Regions from separate parts of the Mus musculus genome. Here region 1 is linked to region 2. Evidence: chromatin contacts called from ENCODE POLR2A ChIA-PET data. All regions are on one chromosome and are shown on one strand. Each heading gives the region's core, a stretch centred on a gene start or an enhancer-like site at or near the end of the contact. The rest is flanking DNA. Distances are from core to core; before and after follow the strand shown.

What was found. ChIA-PET counts read pairs that join two places held with the same protein, here RNA polymerase II (POLR2A).
Region 1: POLR2A ChIA-PET joins it to region 2 with 22 read pairs in Patski. The contact joins the promoter of Spsb1 here to the promoter of Slc25a33 in region 2. POLR2A ChIA-PET finds 5 or more read pairs at or near these places in 4 of 5 experiments (Patski and embryonic stem cell).

The regions. Positions count from the first base shown.
Region 1 is chr4:149,952,583-149,959,475 of GRCm38, forward strand. It overlaps Spsb1 (splA/ryanodine receptor domain and SOCS box containing 1), which reads right to left and starts at 2,424. Exons shown (of 3, transcript NM_029035.2): 1 at 2,271-2,424.
Region 2 is chr4:149,768,609-149,775,836 of GRCm38, forward strand. It overlaps Slc25a33 (solute carrier family 25, member 33), which reads right to left and starts at 5,659. Exons shown (of 7, transcript NM_027460.2): 1 at 5,392-5,659. The coding sequence starts at 5,447.

The DNA of each region.
Region 1 (6,893 bases), core at 1,174-3,673, 180 kb after region 2:
TGTGTGCTGGCGCCCAGACCCATGGAGGCATACCTGCCATGCACTGTGCATCCTAACAAAAAGATGAATCAATTCATGAATATTGGCCACACACTATTTCTGAAAGAGACTGGTGTGAAGTCCCTAGATTAAACTCACAACACTATGAGAAGCGCCTGGGGAGCAAGGAGAAATTCAACATCTCTGCTGATTCCAAGGGGACCCATTTTATGCAGCAGCCACGAGGAATCCATTGAAGGGTGTGTCCACCCTTGCTGGCACAGCCTCGCACTCAAGAAGCCTAATTTACCCCCTAAGTGACTTCACCCAGGGCCCCAGGCAAGAACCAGCCTTCCTAAGACTGACAGTTATGGCTTCTCCCCAGGTTTTGGTCTGGCTGATTTGAGTGGGATACAGGCTAAGGAAGAAAAAGGCTTGTAAAGTTTCCGGATTCAGAAACTCCATATCTCCCATCTAGATAACATCTTCGATCTATTGGAAGAAGTGTTCCCTGCAGTAAAAGGAGAAGAACTGTTTCAGATGATCTAATCCAGCCCGTCAGTTTGCAGATAACTGGCCTATGACCTCAGAGCTAGGGACAGTAAGCAACAGCCAGGATTTTTGTCTTGGTGCATAGCCCTGGCTGTGCACTTTGGCTAAATCACCCAACCTCTCTGGGCCTCCACTGGGAAAGGGTTGGTCTGGGCAGATAGTCTCTAAATGATGTTGGGATTCTCTGACTGAATGGTTCCCTCTGTCTGTACCACTAATGTTAGTGTAGTGCTTTCTGCCTCCCAGAGATGCGAGCTGGGAAGGCGTAGGGCAGAAAGGAAAAGGCAATCCCACTCTCTCCTAGAGTCTAACAATTAGGAAGAAAGCCAACTCCCTCCAGGCCATCCTACCTCAGCGTGTGTGTGTGTGTGTGTGTGTGTGTGTGTGTGTGTGTGTGTGTGTGTGTGTGAGTGTGTGTGTGTATGTGTGTGTGTGTGTGTGTGTACCCACATACACACACACACACACACATACACACACACACTCGTCGGCGATCCTAAACCTTCAAGGACACCAAGCCTTCATCATGGGGGCTGGCGCTCTTACCATAAACACCTGTTAAAACTCAGCTCATGAGCAGTTTCTGATGTTACTAACTAAAGTGTTTAATTAACTATTACTCACTCAGGAAGCAGCTTCTGCCAGCTCACCACCACACTGTACAGCTTGAGTTCAGAGAAAAAGAGAGAGGAGCCTGAGCCCCGCTCAGCTGGCAGGAGCTTCCCTGGAAAGGTGCCAGCCAGCACTCCAGCAATACCCCACTTACCAAAACCAACCAAGCAAGGGGAGTTATACTCCACAACCTTCCAGAGCCAATGGCCAGCCCCACTACTGTTCACAGACAGGCAAGAACATTTAGGAAACACACATATTCACAACGATACACAACAACAGACACGAACAGAAACTCACAAGGTCACACTCTCATTCGCAAAAGCACACACAACTTCCTGGCTGGCAAACATCTTCACAGGCACCATTTGTGAACATTCAGTCTTTGCCATGGCACATCCTTAAACTTGGAGATTAGCAAGTCCTCGCACACTCGTCAGGCGCGGGACAACTCATCCTCTGCTCTACCATCCGATTCAGGCTGCTCTTGTTTCTCTGTTTCCATCGATTTCCTGACATAACCTCGGTTGCCCGGAGAAGCATCGGCGGCTCCGGGGTGGCTGGCGCCGCGCGCAGTGTCACCAGGCAGTCTCCCAGAGAGAGGCGCTACGGGGGCCGGATCGGGAAGGGGGACTAGGGCCGCTACAAATCAGAGCCCGGACTGGCGGGAAAAGCGAAACTAACTTAACTCAGCAGGGTCGCGATGCATGGGGCAGAAGGGGTCCCCTCGACTTTGGCGATGGGAGTCCCCCTCAACAATCAGAACCCTAAGGCGCCCTGGGACTAAGGAGAGCCCCAGGCCTCTTTCTCGGTTTGCAGCCTAGGCTCATCTTAGGGAGCGACTGTCCCCGCTCCACTGAGGTCCCCACCCAATGCCGCCCCCGCAGGTGGGACCCCAGAGCCTCCGCAGCAGAAGCGGCAGCGCACTGGGCGGCGCCCGGCCCCTCTCCGGGGACCCAAGATCGATCATGGCTCCACGCCGGGTGCCCACCCTATGCCCACGCTCTGCCCCGCGCCCACCCTCTCAGTTCTCTCAGCGTGGTGGTCCCCGTGTCTCCCCCATCCCCGGATCCCAGAGCCCGAACGCGCGCCCACCCAACCGGTCTTCGGTGTCCCATGCCGCCTACCGCGCACAGAGAGGCCGCAGCTCTTGGAGCTCCGGAGGCTCGCGGTGCCCAGGGCCGCGCCCGCTGCAGAGAGCGAAGTCGCTTCCTCCCCGTGGCCCCGGCGCCAGCGCCTGGAGCTGGTTCCTGCAGCAAGCGCGCGGGCCGCTCGAGCGCGACTCCTGCGCTGAGAAGAAAAAGCCACCGACAGCTCTAAGGTGGGAGGGCGGAGAAAAAAGAAGGACGCGCCGTGGGCGGGGCTTGTACGCTCCACCCCGCCTCCATTTGCCCTGCCACGCCCCATGTCACGCTCCTTCACCACGCCCCGCCTCAGGTCACGCCCTTTTTATCGCAACCCTCCCTTCTGCCTGGCGCTCCTCACAGCCCTCCCCTCCGCACTTTCCCGCTTAGCCCCGCCCTACACCACGCCCCTTCTCCTGCCACGCCCCTCTACTTTCCGACCCAGCGCTGGGTTTCCTAGCGTTGAGCGGCGCTGGTCGCCCGAGAGCCCGGAGCGCGCAGGGCTCTGAGGCAGGGCAGGCTTGGGGCTTTGCGAACTCTGTAGCCCCCGATACCACCTTCTTGCAGAAGGGCTGTAGGCTCAGACATACATCGCTCTGCCTTGGCCTCTGCAGCAAGAGCTTTGATTCCTCTGGAGAAGTTTTTAGGAAAGGCTGGACCTAAGGCCAGGATCATAATAACAGAAAACCTGCGCGGGGGCTGCGGTGGTGTCCAGCACTGTATTGAGGAGCTGAGGTTCATTCTTTAGGGAAAAAATGTTTGGCAGGGTGAGGTTATAGCAGTAATCACAGGAGCAAGATCTTGCTTAACTCGTTTGAAACTCCGGGTTAAGGTTCTGTAATGCTGTCGTGCAAAGGAACTGTCTATGAGTCCATGTGTAATCCGGCTGCTCTATACTTACTGTTTCCGCGCTCATGGAGACAGACAGGCAACTCAGAACTTCAAGACCCCGAGGTCCTGGTCGCATAGGCGTCCACAGTACCTAGACAATGAGTTTAGGATGGCACAAGCGACAGGGACTTCACATTAAAAGTACACCGTTAGAAGCTCTAGTCTGAAAGGGATTTTCCTTTCCCGTCATTACAGAAGAGAGTAGTCACAGGTGACTGAGGGAATTTTCACTCCCATCTTCGCGATATCCCCTTAAGATCTTCCCACTCCTCACCCATACGTGGGGAGGGATGCTAGAGAAGTTGCTATAAATACTGTGGCCGCTGAAGTTATTTAATCACTCACTGTAAAGACCCGAAGGGCCGGAGGCTACTGTGTAGATTCCAACCACCTCACTGTTGCCAATTTTGTTTGAAAACACAGAAGCTTCCAGACTGCTATGGACAAGGTGGGTCTGCGTGGGGAAAGCGGCCTCTCCGGGGCGCTATTGGCTCTTCGAGCAGGCAGCCTTGCCGGTGACTCAGGGGGGTGACTCCCTCCTGTTGGACTCTTCAAAGTCTGGGAATTTGAAGCATTCCCTGTGAGCACGGCAGCCACTGACCCATATAGCTTGGAAAGAGAGCATGTTCCATATGTTGAGCGAGAAGTACGTGTCCCTTATCAGGTGTGGTCGGTCACCTCACAGGGCAGGTACTGCAGCACTACACCTGGGACTATGTACTCTCTTCTAAGACTTGTCTTTTGCCTGGGGGAAAGCTTCCAGAACAGATGGAAGCTGTTTCAAATGGTTAGAATGGCAGCTGTCGGGGGGGCTGGAGAGATGGCTCAGTGGTTAAGAGCACTGACTGCTCTTCCAAAGGTCCTGAGTTCAAGTCCTAGCAACCACATGGTGGCTCACAACCATCTGTAATGGGATCTGATACCCTCTTCTGGTGTGTCTAAAGAAACCTACAGTGTACTTATATATAATAAATTAATTAATTAATTAAAAAAAAAAGAATGGCAGCTGTCCATTTGGGTCCTCTTAGCTTTGACCCCAAGAAAGACAGCTCTCAAAAGGCTTGAATATTTCTCTATCAGCACTCCTGAGTTCTGACCCTGTTGGGTAAATGGATACTGATGGTCTGAATATCTAAGCTTACCTGACAGTCATCGTTCTTATCCCTGGGACACCGGGAAGGTGGGCTAGTAAATCTCCGTTAGTCATACAGCAGTGACTTCGGTGAGTCAGAGCACTGTGAAAGAGTCCTCAAAGCCGGAATGTGAGGGGAAGGGGCGTGATCCTATTGTTTGTTGAAAAGTCATTAGCTCGCAATAGCTGATACACCAGCTGATAAATACGATCGAAAGGTCGGCTGATGATTGCTTAAGCCTGAGTCAAATCAGGCCCCAGGGGAGGAGGAGGCTCTGGACTCCCAGTTCTGTTCACGCTGCCCCGAGACCCCACTCCCACATCTTGTACATCATGGGTTCTGTTGATATGATTTGCTCACTCACTTCTCTAACCTTCAGAAAATGATAAGGATGGATGATTAGGGAACAAGCCCTCACAGAATTGCTCTCTCTGATGTTAGTTTGAGGTCTAGCTAGAGGTGTCTTGGATAGTTGGGGCCCGCAGGGAAGAACCCTGCCATTCTTTAAAGGGTACAGGGCCCTTGTCTTCTCTGAGGCCCCTTGCATTAAGACCAGCCTAGCGTAAACCCAAGAACCTTTGTTCACCCACTGGGTGTCCTTGACCAAGATACTTAACCTGCAGAGACTCGATTTGTTTGAAGTTAATTTTGTGTGCATGTCAGTATATGCAATGTACATGTGGATACAGCAGCGTGCCTACAGAGGTCATGACAACCTCAGGCACTGGTCCTCGCCATCCGCTGCATCTCAGACTCGGCTTTAGTGCTCACTGCTGCATACACCAGGCTAGCTGGCCTGGGCATGTTGTCGAATGTGGGGTTACAACATGAGTTCAAATCAGGTTGGGTCACCTATCCTCAAGAAGCCTACTAAGTTAATCCCAGCACTTGGGAGGCAGAGGCAGGCGGATTTCTGAGTTCGAGGCCAGCCTGGTCTACAGAATGAGTTCCAGGACAGCCAGGGCTACACAGAGAAAACCTATCTCAAAAAAACTAAAAAAAAAAAAAAAAAAAAAAAAAAAAAAAAAAAAAAAGAAGCCTACTAAGGTAGCCAAATTAAAAGTGGAAAGCAGCAGAAAAAGAAGATATATCTGGTGTGGTCACACTGGAGAGATCTCATAAATGCCACAAGTTCATCTGTGGGGTTGTGACGTGAGGTAGGGACCAAGAATACGCGTATCTAGGCAGTTACGGTCAAAATATGGTCCCGCTGGCCCATCATGGCTTGGGCTTCAGCCGCATCCCATAGGGAGGTCTGAGTTCTTAGAACTATGTGAAATCTTTCTGGGAGACAAGTTCCCCCTCTAGCCAGAGTCCTTTCTCCTGCCAGCATGAGATTCCTGGGGAAATTCCCATTTCTTTGGGGTCCATTATTTCAATAGTCTGACAGTCAAATTGAAAAATAAAAGTGTCTCTTTGGAATATTTTCATTTCTGCGAGGCCGGTTATAGGAGCTTCTCGGGAATCTCCAGTCCACGCCTCTCCCCCATGATCTGAGAAGTAGGAGTATGTAAATGAGATTATGCCGAGTGTTTGGAATTTTAACTCGGATGGTTGCGGGGTTCACTTTACCCAGCCGATTTGGTTTTGTTACCCATAGAACTGCTCTACGTGTTTCCCAGGGCTTGTAGAGACATGTTCTCATACATGTGTGCACTTATTTAACAAACATGAAATAAAAAGGGGGGTTGAGGAGCTTAAAGATTCCCAAGGATTTGTGAGACCAATCCATGACACAAAAGTGTTGCAAGTGCTACCAAGACCGAGAGAACAAACACGGGCATATTAGTACATGTAGGCCATCCCTTACCCATAACAGAAGACAGATCTCTCTCACAAGGTAAAACAAACTAGGCTCCATTTGTCCTTTGTGCCTGTGCTGATGCAGGATCACGTTGTTGAACAGTGACACCTGCTGGCCATATGTGGGATTGCAGTATAGCGATATCAAACATTCAGAGAAAAGGCTCCGGAACTTTATGCCAGGATTTGGGTGGTACCCAGGCTTGAAAGGAGCTCTTAAGACTCTGAGAAGATGTTAACAGAGAGATGGACATTCTGTGGCATGCAGCTAGTTGTTAGACTTCTTAGCTAGCATCACATAAACCTGGCCTTGCTGGCATGTACCTGTAAACTCAGCACTCGGGAGGTAGAGGCAAGAAGGTCAGAAGTTCAATGTTATGATCCTTTATAAAGTGAGTTCAAGACCAGCTTGGGCTTTTTGAGATTCCCAAGAGATGGGGATAGGGGGAGAGGGGATCTTCCGATAACCATTATTGCAATGGTTTTTGTTGTTTGTTTGTTTATAAGGATATACTTATTTTTATTTTATATCAATGAATGTTTTGCCTACGAGTCCACAAGCGTACTGTGTGAGTGCCTGGTACTGGTAGAGGCCAGAAGTTGGTGCCAGATCCCCTGGAACTGGGAGTTATGAACGGTTGTGAGCTGTCTGTCGTGTGGGTGCTGAGAGTTGAACCCATATCTTCTGAGAGAGCAGCCGGTGCTCTTAGGCACTAAGTTTACCTCTCCAGCTCCTACTGCAATATTTTCTGATAATTCTTCCACGAAAATAATAGCCAGTCGGCTGGGATGCTGTGCC
Region 2 (7,228 bases), core at 4,409-6,908:
CATCCTTAGCTGGGGGTGGGAGTGAGGAGTGAGGGTCGGGGGTAGTGGCGAATGCCTTTAATCCAAATGCTAGGGAGGCAGAAGCAGGTAGATCTCTGAATTCAAGGACAGCATGATCTACAGAGTTAAGTTCCAGGATAGCCAGGACTACACAGAGAAACCCTGTCTTGTACAAAAAGGAGGAGGAGGAGGAAGAGGAGGAAGAAGAGGAGGAGGAGAAGGAAGAAAAGGAAGAGGAGGAAGAAGAAACTTCCATTCTATTGGGCATTTCCCAACCAAATTAAAAAACAAAACAAAACAAAAAATACTTTTCATATATACAAATATACTAAATGAGGACATCAATTATATTCACAATAGTATATACATAGCCTGATCAAAATATTGCTCATTATCTTTGCTTAATAATTCCTGTAAGCATGTGTTACTGTTTGTCGGTCTTGGGTAGTACAGTGGATGCAACCAAGGACTGTGTCTGCTAGCACTGCTTTGCAGTGAGCTCTATCCTCAGACTGCAGGTAAGGTTGAATGGTCTCTACACTGTCCCAGACAAGGGAACAGCCATCTCTGTAATGCTGCAAAGTAACCAGGATTAAACTGGTAGCAACATAGTGCCCGAGTGCACCTGTCAGCTGCTGTCAATGATCTGTGGGAAGACAATATATTCTGAAAATATCAGGGGCTACACATTTTCAGACCTTAAAGATCTACTATATTCCCATTAAAAGCCTTTTTTTGGAGCACGCTGGGGATTGAACCAAGAACCCAGGGCCACTGTCATAATAAACACACAATCTACTAATAAAGTTATTTCCTGGCCCCTATTAAAAAATATTTTAAAGGTCATGTAATTGTATAGTATGATAACATTTACACAAAGCCACACCATAAATAGTAAGACTGAAAGTATCTAATGCAGACTGTCAATCTCTGAATCTACCATAGATTAATCCAGCTGTCCAGTCATCTCCAGCACAGAGCAGATCTAGTCACCACTCTTTGGTAGCACTGCAGGCAAAGGGTGCCACTGTTACCAGAACACAAGTCCCCCAGGCCCTTGAAAGCAAATCAATTCACAAGTAAGGGCCACTTCGGAGAAATCTAGTGGACTCCTCCTCTCCCTCCATCTCCCCCTTAACACCCCCCAGATGAGGTTTCTCTGTGTAACAGAAGCCCTGGCTGTCCTGGACTTGCTCTGTAGACTACACCTGTCCTTTTTTCTTAATGGGATGGTTTAAACCACAGAAAGGAATGGTAGTCTTTATGAAGTGGAAACTTAAGGGTTCTTTGGAAAGTTGGTTGGATGGTGTTTTGCTGGAGCAAACATGTAGTTAAAAGGCTGGGCAGTGGTGGTGCACACCTTTAATCCTAGCACTTGGGAGGCAGAGACAGGCGGATTTCTGAGTTCCAGGCCAGCCTGGTCTACAAGAGTGAGTTCCAGGACAGCCAGGGCTACACAGAGAAACCCTGTCTCAAAAAACTAAAACCAAAACCAAAACCAAAAAAACATGTAGTTAAAGTGGACACAGGTGTGAAAGGCTAAGGCAGACTCATGAAGGAATGTTTCACTGGAGCGGACACTGAAGGGTATAAATAGGTCTTGATGGACAGTGGTGAAGGCTAACCTAGGCTTGCTTATAGAGGTAGCTGTGTAATGCTTGTGGGTCTCACGTCTTCACTGATCTTCACTTCCCTGAGAGGCACAGCCAAGAACCTCTCCTGGTGTTCCTGCTGGTCTCTCCTGCTGACTTGTGCCAAGGCTGAGGCCTGGCTGTCTCTGCTAGGTCAAGTCACTGCTCTTTGCTAACCTGACTCTACCTAACTGGACTGCTGGTGTAGCCAATGAGGTGTTTGTGAGTTGATCAAGCTGCTGCTGCCTGCTAACCTGTGATATGAATTGCTGATTTCCAGACAACACAGACCAGAGTTGCTCCAAAGATCCCCTCCACCCCCACCCCCAATCCCCAATCCTTTTTTTCCCACTACCTCTGGTGGGTGGTGGGTTACAAGGAAGGTTAAAACATTAAGAATCATCATTAAAAAAAATGGGATTTCAAAAGAAATTAAAGTTCTATCTTTATTTGTTAGAGTAACAATGTCTGAGTGCTTTGACAACACTGACACTGAGGAAAGCACAAACCTTATAGGTACTGTTAATGCCAGAACGAACCTCATCCACACAGATGCAGCACACGCTAGGAGGCAAACGAAAATGCTGAGACCGCTTGGGACTAGAGAGATGGCTCTGTGGTTAAGAGTACATGCCGCTCTTCCAGAGGACCAGACTTGATTATGGCCGCTCACAACCATCTGTGACCCAGTTCAAGGGGATCCAATACTCTCTTCTAGCCCCTGATGGGCATAGGGCTTATATGTAATACATAAATATAGCTGTAGACAAAACAGCCATACACATAAAATCAAATCTAAAAGATATTTTGGCTCAGCAGCTGTATCTCCACAGGTATGATTTCTAGCGCACGAGAAGGGACAAAGTGGCGATTAGAAAGATGTCATCGGTGTGTTTAGGAGCTTGCTATAAGTTATGCCGTTCACTCTGTGATGGTGTATTTATTCACGGATACCCACTCGCATATGGGCTTAAAAATTGGATTTGCCCTCACCGGTCTCTTCATAAACTTGGGACTGAATATTAAACAGAGATGTACTAAAGGTAAACTGTACTCAGAAATACACTACAATGGAAATCAATACATCACTATGAAGAAAACAAAGTGAAGAGCAGGCAGGGGCTTTAGCCAGCCAGGCAACGTGGCTCATGCCTTGGAATCCTAGTACTTAGAAGGCTAAGGCAGGATTGCTGGGAGTGTGAGGCTAGCCTGGGCTATACGGTGAATTCCAGACCTGCTCACACAAAATAAACAAACAGAAACAACTCAATCTTATATTTAAAGTTAGTATAAAATTGGGTTGGGGCATATATACACTCGGAACCTTTCCCAAAGTGCTTATTTCTAGATTTTGGTCTGTGGTGGCCTTTCTGTTCTCTTCTCTGAGGGCAACATGCTACACTGAAAATCTGACTAGTATATGTTAATATAGGAAATAATCTTGGGAAATAATCCAGAAACTTGTTCCTTTAAGAAAAAAAAAATTAAAGACTATGAGTTGGCCGGACAGTGGTGGCACACACCTTTGATCCCAGCACTTGGGAGGCAGAGACAGGCGGATTTCTGAGTTCAAGGCCAGCCTGGTCTACAGAGTGAGTTCCAGGACAGCCAGGGCTACACAGAGAAACCCTCTCTGGAAAAACCAAAAACCAAAAATAAACAAACAAACAAACAAAAAAGACTATGAATTGTTTTGGTGCAGTCTGTTTTTTTTCCAGGATCTAAAATAGATTTTCACTGGTTATATTAATTTATAAGCCTTTGATAGCTAGTAGAAGTGTATTACCAGGACCTGGTGGCACATATCTTTAATCGTGGTACTTGGGAGGTAGAAGCAGAGACAGAAGATCTCTGTGAGTTCTAGACCTTGTCTCCAAAAAACAAAACTTGTTTATATTATTATAATCAGGGATATCGTTAAATCTGTTTGGGAACATAGCCTTCAATGATTATTCAACAAACAAGGGAAACCAACAGATTTTAAAAGCAAGATCTCAGACTTCTCAAAGGCATTGAACTTAGCTCTCTGGAGAGATGCCAGCTAACAACAGAGGAAAGGGCTTACCAGACCCCTGGGCTGACAACTTTTAACTATAGTCTGTGCCCTCTTTATACTGACTCCTTTCATGCTCTACCTTAAAAGGTGTTTTAGGCTAAAATCCAATTAGAGCTCTGAAAGCAGCTTTTTGAGGGTTCATTTCTTTTCTCATCTGCAAGCACAGAGATCTTAAATGGCTAATGAAGGAACCAGAACTTGTTAAACACCACTGCTTCAGGCACAGCACTAATAAACTCCCTGCCTCTTAATGAGTCCCGCAAGCCTCACTGCCCATTGCAGTATTCTCTATCAGCACGTAAGAGGCTGGAATTGGCAGCCAGAGGGCACTGTGAAGGGTGTGCAGGGAAATCCATCCAGACAGGGTCATCAACTATAGTAGTGAGCCTCAACACAGGCCACTCTGAAACTCCCCCAGTTAAGAGCAGGCAGACATACAACATAAGAGACCACTCAGTTAAAAAAGAAAAGAAAAGAAAAAGTATAACAAACAAACAAAACAACCCATTGAGTATAAACTTATTTCTCTTGGCTTTAAAAATATGCCTAACAGACTTTAAGTTCCCTGGGATGACACATTTATATAAAGTGAGGGTGCCTTCTAAGGCTTACTCTCAAAGGTTAATACCAATGAAGACATGGATAGGAGGAATGAAGGCCTGACAGAAATGGATGAACAAGAAATTCCTCCTGCCTAGGCACAACCATTAAAGCTATCTGACGGGTGAAAGGTACTGCCAGCCTGCCAGGTAAAAGGACCAAGGCACCAGAAACCCTTTCATCACCGTTATTTTCTGGATAACCCTTTCATTAACCATTACTTTCTAGTATATGGAACTGTTTAGGTCCAGTTATAGTTCTCAAGTGAAGATGATAACACAGGAAAAACGCTGCATGTTATGTAAAACTTAAATAGCTGGGCTAAATCTCAAAGAGCTCTTCATGACCCCAGGGCTGGGGACACAGCTCCATAGATAGTTTGAAAAACCAGCACCAAAAGGGTCCCAAGCCACTAGCAGCTATGACAAAAGGAAAAGAAAAATACTATTTAAAAAAGAAAACCCCAAACTTTCGTTTTTTTAGGGGGTTAATTCAGCTCCTAGTTGTATCCTCCTATCATGATGTGTTCCTCCACTGAAAATCACTGAAAGGTGCTTTAGGATCGATTAGCACTGACCAACCTTCCGAGGTCCCCATTTACCGTCCCACGTGGTGCAGACCAGCATCCGTTCCCCCCCAACCCCCCATACTCCGCAGGGCAGGCCACGGGCTGCCCTGCGACACCTGCCCGCAGCTCTGACCCAGCGCAGTACCTCCTGGGCTAGCTGCCCCGGGACCTCCAGCATCCGCACCTCTGCAGCGGTGAGTGACCGCAGCGTGATCAGGAAAACGCCAGGAGGCCGGAGCCACAGGGGCTCGGCGCGATCGCCCCTGGTGACAGTCACACCAGCCAGGAATTGTTCAAAAGGAGAATACGGCGAGAGGCGGCCGGTGGGTGGGGGATGGGACCGCGGACGCGCCGGGTGGAAAGCCGCCGTGCCGGCTGACCCCGCGGTGGGGACGCCGAAGCCACGACCCTCCTGGGCTGCCCGTCCTGGCTTCACCCCAGTCCGCGACGGACGGGAAACGCGGATTCCCAAGGCCACGGCACGCAGGGGGAGAAGGCCGGGGCTGAGGCGAGAGCAGCTCGGGCCCCAGACTCACCCGCCGGCGAAGAGATGAAGCAGCGTGTTCTCTTTCTGCTGAGTGCCCGTCGCCATGGCCGCGCCGGCTCCGCGGCCCGCCGCAGCCGCTCGTGGGACGCGCGAGGTCTTGAGCTCCGCTGGCTTCGCTGCCTTCCTCAGGCAGCCGCCGACGCGCCCATGCGCGCGGGAGGCCCAGGCGCCCGGCTCCCTCCGCGGCGTCGCGCCCGGCCAGTCAGCGGCCTCTGCGGCGCTTTCCAGCCGCTAGGCAGAGAGCCTAGCGCGCGGCCGTCACGTGGCGGAGGCCGGGCCGTGACGTCGCGGGGCGCGGCGCGGCGGAGGTGTGGGCCCGGATCCCGTACGCCTATTGGACGGCAGGTGGATGTGGGCGTGGCGGTCGTGCAACGCGGGGCGGGATCAGGCCCCGAAGGGCTGCTCAGGATAATAAGAGGATGACCAGCAAACTGGTCAAAGCTGCTTGGTCCTTCTCAGAGGCTGGAAACTGAGTGTGTAACCATGCCCTATGCTCCAAACCTCTTCTTCTTTTTCTTCTTTTTAAAATTATGTTTATGTGTGTGTGATTTGTTTTTTTTTAAGACAGTCTTACATTGCAGTCCTGGACTGCCTGGAACTTGCCATGTAGACCAAGCTTGGCCTCAAATTCACATTTTATCCGCCTGCCTCTGCCTCCCAAGTGCTGGGCCTAAAGGCGTGCGCCACCACTACCCAGCACCTTGGAACTTTCTATGTAGACCAAGATAACCTCGAAGTCACATTGATCCTTTTGCCTCTGCCTCTCCAGTGCTGAGATTACCCAGCTGTTTTTTGTGGTTTTTATTGTGTGTTTTTAAGGGATGTCATGGGTTCACACATGCCACTGTCTAATGGTGAAGACCAGAGCACAGCTTGCAGGAGTCAGTTTTGCCTATTCATCATGCAGGTCCCAGGAATTGACTTGTTTTTTGAGACAGGGTTTCTCTGTGTAGTTCTAGGTGTTCTGGAACTTACTGTGTAGACCAAACTGGCCTCAAACTCACAGATCTACCTGCTTCTGCCTCCTGAGTGCTGTGATTGAAGGCATGAGCCACCATGCCTCACGGGTCCCAGGAATTGGACTCAAGTTGTCGGATTTGGCTGCAAGTACATTTACCCTGAGCTCCCGATCTTTTTAAGAATTTCATTCTGTAATATTTCCATGTATAAACATGTATGGTGATTACATATTACATCTCACAGCTCTGAGCTTAAATAGGAAAAAAAAAAAAAAAACACGTCACCTAAACAGCCTGCCCTCCTCTAGCCTACCCTTAGTGTTTTGTGTGTTCTTGATCTTTCTATAAATAGCATTATATTTGGTATGTATTTTGCAGTGTGAATTTTGTACTGTGTGCGCTGATGCTCGGACTTGAGCGACCCAGATCGCTCCTCCCCTTAAATATCCTGGACCACTGCCACAGTGAGCCTGGCATCTTCTTACCTCCAGGTCTGGCTCTTGGCTGGGCTTTGCCTGGTTGCCCTGGCAGCACCCTGATCACATGGCTTCGGTGACTCCATGTGGGCTCGTGTACTCACTCTGTTTTATTCAAACTGTTTGTCCCATTCTGGAATGCAAGCTCCATGGGAGTGGGGGGCCTTGTTTTTACACTTCATGGTTGTTCTTAACAGATTGTTCCTGTCACGGTACCTGCCACCTAGTACTGCCCAGGGAACTAATAAACAAATGTCCTAGATTGAACTGATCATTCTACTCCTCCCCCAAGCCTGCTCAGTCTCTTCTGTTCCCTGCCCTGGTAGTGACTCTATATTCTGCACAGGCACCAAGGCCATTAATGTCAGCTTCTAAACTGACTCATACTCTC